Regions from separate parts of the Homo sapiens genome. Here region 2 is linked to region 1. Evidence: read pairs that join two places in POLR2A ChIA-PET (ENCODE). Cell type or tissue: OCI-LY7. All regions are shown on one strand.

Region 1 (2,500 bases):
AATACAGACAGCTTCAATGGCCCCTCCGTACATGCCACCCTCTAAGCACTTGGTCTTTCTGGTAACCAGCCCCATCCTGGGCTATCTAGGAGCCCCATCCTAAATCACCTCATAAGCATAAACTCAGCTGTGATCAAAAGGGGCTCATTATGAATTTTAAAAGACACACCTATCACTCCTATGACATGTGGCGCAAAGACCAAATATATTCCATATCATACCTCAGAGGGCAAGTGGGTGCGGCCACAGGTGGGGCATAGGGGAGAAGTCACAGGCCTTGAGGGCCACAGTAAAGGGGTTCCAGGAGCATCCAGTGCAGTGGGGAGCTGCTAGAATGTTCCAGGCACGGGAGTGGCACGGTCTGATAATGACTTTAATTTCTCTGGACATGCTGATGGAATGGATGTGCAAGTGAGGGCAAGAGATGAGGCAAGGGTGAACACCAGGGTCTCGGCTGGGACGTGCTGTTAGAAACATAAAAAGGGGGCCAGGTGCAGTGGCTCATGCCTGTAATCCCAGCACTTCGGGAGGCTGAGGCAGGTGGATCACCTGAGGTCAGGAGTTTGAGACCAGCCTGACCAACACGGAGAAACCCCGTCTCTACTAAAAATACAAAATTAGCCAGGTGTGGTGGTGCATGCCTGTAATCCCAGCTACTCGGGAGGCTGAGGCAGGAGAATCGCTTGAACCCAGGAGGCGGAGGTTTCAGTGAGCCGAGACCCCGCCATTGCACTCCAGCCTGGGCAACAAGAGACAAACTCTGTCTCAAAAAAAGAAAAAAAAAAGAAAGAAATATAAAAAGGCGCCAGGCGTGGTGGCTCACGCCCATAATCCCAGCACTTTGGGAGGCTGAAGTAGGCAGATCCTTTGAGCCAAGGGGTTCAAGACCAGCCTGGGAGATAACATCAAGACCTCCACTTCTAAGAAAGTAAAACCTAAAACATAAATTTTTAAATAAACATAACAAGGCCCCCCTTCCTCGAGGCTGACCAAGCCCTAGAGCAAGGCTTGGCAAAGACAGGCAGGGCCGGGGTTCAGCCCCTGGTTCTTGAGGTAGAGGGTGGAGGCCAGGGAGATTCTGAGAGGAAAACGGAATTCTGAGTTCAAAGAGGTTAAGCCATGCAGAACAGAATCCCGCCTCAAGTCTCTTTGACTCCAGGGCCTGAGTAACTGATTCAGGCCGAGGATCAAAAGGAATAGGATGAGAACCTTGAAGGTCGAGGAAGGGCAGAGTCAAGAGGAAGGGCAAGTAAAGAGCCACTCCCACAGGCACCCAGGAGATGCCTCCAGGAGGCAGGCAAGGCCTTCAGGTGCCCAGCCAGTCCAGGCTGTGCCAGAATCACATTTGATCATCACAGGGGCAGTTTCAGCTCCCTGGGCACAATGAGACATCCACTATGCCCCTTTACTGGGACTTTCGGAGCAAGATGGGTCGCACACAGCAGACCCTCCCCCTCAAGTCTCCCACTGGAACAGGTGAGCAGCAACTGTCACATCAGCCACCTGCTTCCTGAGCCACTGGGGCGTGACTTGCCAGTGGCAAAGAGAAAACTTAAAAAACTCCCAAGAGCTAGCACAGTGGATCACGCCTGTAATCACAGCTAGTCAGGAAGTGGAGGCTGGAGGATCACTTGAGTCCAGGAGTTAAAGACCAGCCTAAGTAACACAGCGAGTCTCCGTCTCTAAAAAAATAAAAAGTGGAAAGAAAAAAAAAACACCTCCTCAAAGAACCATTTTAAAGTCGATCACTATTAAAAACGGGGCCCGTGCTACTCTATCACACTCACAGCTGGCTGCACACAGAGCAAAACGGTTCACAGTGACAAGTGTCCACATACATAAATGAAGCTATGCCCCTTTAGGGAGGTAACAGAGTCCCCAAAAGCAAAGCTCTGGAAACCAGTCTGGGACTTAAAAAAACATTTGAGGCCAGGAGTGGTGGCTCATGCCTGTAATCTCAGCAGTTTGGAAGGCCAAGGCAGGCGGATCACCTGAGGTCAGAAGTTTGAGACCAGCCTGACCAACACGGAGAAACCCCGTCTCTACTAAAAATACAAAATTACTGGCCGGGCGCAGTGGCTCACGCCTGTAATCCCAGCACTTTGGGAGGCTGAGGCGGGCGGATCATGAGGTCAGGAGATCAAGACCATCCTGGCTAACATGGTGAAACCCCCGCAGGGCATGGTGGTGGGCGCCTGTAGTCTCAGCTACTCGGGAGGCTGAGGCAGGAGAATGGCATGAACCCGGGAGGCGGAGATTGCAGTGAGCCAAGATCGTGCCATTGCACTCCAGCCTGGGCAACTAAGCAAGACTCCGTCTCAAAAAAATAAATAAATAAATAAAAATTAAAAAAAAATACAAAATTAGCCGGGCATGGTGGCGCACGCCTGTAATCCCAGCTACTCAGGAGGCTGAGGTAGGAGAATTGCTTGAACCTGGAAGGCAGAGGTTGCAGTGAGCCGAGATCACACCGCTGCACTCCAGCCTGGGAGAAAAGAGT
Region 2 (2,500 bases), 140 kb before region 1:
CCGGGCTGGTCTCGAACTCCTGACCTCAGGTGATGCGCCCGCCTCGGTCTCCCAAAGTTTTGGGATTACAGGCGTGTGCCACCGCACTTGGCTCAGTGAAATAAGCCAGTCAAAAAAGGAAAATGCTGTCTGATTCCACTCAGAGGAGGTCCCTAGAGCCATCACATTCATAGGGACAGAAAGTAGAATGGTGGGTGCCAGGAGTTGGGGAGGGGATGGAGAGTGAGTGTTTCATGGGGACAGAGCTTCAGTTTGGGAAGATAAAAGAGTTCTGGGGCCGGGCGCAGTGGCTCATGCCTGTATTCCCAGCACTTTGGGAGGCTGAGGTGGGAGGATCACTTGAGGTCAGGAGTTCGAGACCAGCCTGGCCAACATGGTGAAACCCAGTCAGTCTCTACTGAAAATACAAAAATTAGCTGGGCGTGGTAGGACGGGCACCTGTAATCCCAGCTACTGAGGGGGCTGAGGCAGGAGAATTGCTTGAACCTGGTAGGTGGAGGTTGCAGTGAACCGAGATCGCACCACTGCACTCCAGCCCGTGCGACGAGTGAGACTCTGTCTCAAAAAGAATAAAAAAAAAAAAAAAAGTTCTGGAGATGGTGGTTGTGATGTTGTACAACAGTGTGAATTTGCTAATGGCACAGAACTGTGCACTTAATAAGGTTTGAGAAGGTAAATTTTATGTTACATGTTTTTTACTGCAGTTTATGTATATATATAAAACAAGTTATATATATACATAAAACAAGTTATATATAGATATATAGATATAAAACAACAAAAGTCCGGGCGCTGTAGCTCATGCCTGTAATCCCAGAACTTTGGGAGACCAAGGCAGGCAGATAGCTTGAGCCCAGGAGTTCAAGACCAGCATGGGCAAACATTTTTTTGTTTGAGGCGGACTCTCACTCTGTCGCTCAGGCTGGAGTGCAGTGGTGCAACCTCGGCTCACTACAACCTCCGCCTCCTGCATTCAAGCGATTCTCCTGCCTCAGCCTCCTGAGCAGCTGGGACTACAGACGCGCGCCACCAAGCCTGGTTAATTTTTTGTATTTTTAGTAGAGACGGGGTTTCACTGTGTTGGCCAGGATGGTCTCGATCTCCTGACCTCGTGATCCTCCCGCCTCGACCTCCCAAAGTGCTGGGATTACAGCTGTGAACCATCCTGCCAGGCCTAAAAATGGCTTTTACATATTTAAATACTTGAGAAGAAAAATAAAAATAAAAAGGGAAATCATTTTCATGACACAAAACAGTTATATGAAATTCCAATTTTTGTGTCCATAAATAACATTTTCTGGGCCCACAGCCACGTGTATTGGTTTGCGTTCTGTGCGTGGTTGTGTTCACCCAACAGCCATGTTGAGAAACTGCACCAGAGACCGTATGGCCCACAGTGTCCGAAATACTTACTTTTTTTTAGAGATAGGGTCTCTTGCTCTGTTGCCCAGATTGAAGTGTGGTGGTGTGATCACAGCTCACTACAGTCTCCAACTCCTGGGCCCAAGCGATCCTCCTTCCTCAGCCTCCTGATTAGCTGAGACTACAGGAGTATGCCACCATGCCCAAGCCCACTCTGGTATATGACAGAGAAAACTTGCCACTGCCTTCTCTATACTGTACAGTTATCCTAATATGGTCTTTCAGTATCCACCACAGAGGGTTGGGGAAAAAAAAAAACCCTCACCAGGACGAGGTGGCTCACGCCTGTAATCCCAGCACTTCAGGAGGCGGGCAGATCACTCGAGGTCAGGAGTTCGAGGCCAGCCTGGCCAACATGGTGAAACCCCATCTCTACTAAAAATACAAAAATTAGCCCAGCAAGGTGGCATTCAGCTGTAATCCCAGCTACTCAGGAGGCTGAGGCAGAAGAATCGCTTGAACCTGGGAGCCGGAGGTTGTGGTGAGCCAAGATCATGCCACTGCACTCCAGCCTGAGCGACAGAGCAAGACTCTGTTTCGAAATAACAACAACAAACCTCAAGACAGAAGCAGGCATCTAAGGAAAAGAATTCATGTATTTCAGAATTCGCTTTTTTTTTTTTTTTTTTTTTTGAGACAGAGTCTCACTCTGTCACCCAGGCTGGAGTGCAATGGTGTGATCCCGGCTCACTGCAACCTCCACCTCCTGGGTTCAAGCGATTCTCCTGCCTCAGCCTCCTGAGTAGCTGGGATCACAGGTGCCTGCCACCACACCCGGCTAATTTTTTGTAGTTTTAGTAGAGATGGGGTTTCACCGTATTAGCCAGGATGGTCTCAATCTCCTGCCCTCGTGATCTGCCTGCCTCAGCTTCCCAAAGTGCTGGGATTACAGGCGTGATCCACCGCGCCCAGCATCGCTTCATTTTTTAATTTTTTTTCATGGGGTGGGTCACGCCTGTAATCCCAGCACTTTGGGAGGCCGAGGTGGGCGGATCATGAGGTCAGGAGTTCAACACCAGCCTGGCCAACATAGTGAAACCCCATCTCTACTAAACATACAAAAAATTACCCGGGCTTG

Evidence for each region. Peaks named below come from ENCODE experiments on the same cell type or tissue, not always from the same donor. Only the 100,000 strongest peaks of a DNase experiment are listed, where the experiment ranks them.
Region 2: POLR2A ChIA-PET joins it to region 1 with 6 read pairs; 11 of 35 experiments call an interaction of 5 or more read pairs at or near these places.

Annotation. Positions count from the first base shown.
Region 1 is chr19:10,967,715-10,970,214 of GRCh38, reverse strand. The region is part of intron 1 of SMARCA4 (SWI/SNF related BAF chromatin remodeling complex subunit ATPase 4); the gene reads right to left. Among named protein-coding and RNA genes, the nearest start is that of SMARCA4, 7.9 kb to the right of the region's middle. In OCI-LY7, no CTCF peak of the experiment used is centred here; DNase peaks (open chromatin) are centred at 214, 384 and 1,514; H3K4me3 peaks cover 2,310 bases; H3K27ac peaks cover 2,500 bases.
Region 2 is chr19:11,107,776-11,110,275 of GRCh38, reverse strand. All of the region lies in intron 6 of LDLR (low density lipoprotein receptor), which reads right to left. Among named protein-coding and RNA genes, the nearest start is that of MIR6886, 4.4 kb to the left of the region's middle. In OCI-LY7, no CTCF peak of the experiment used is centred here; no DNase peak of the experiment used is centred here.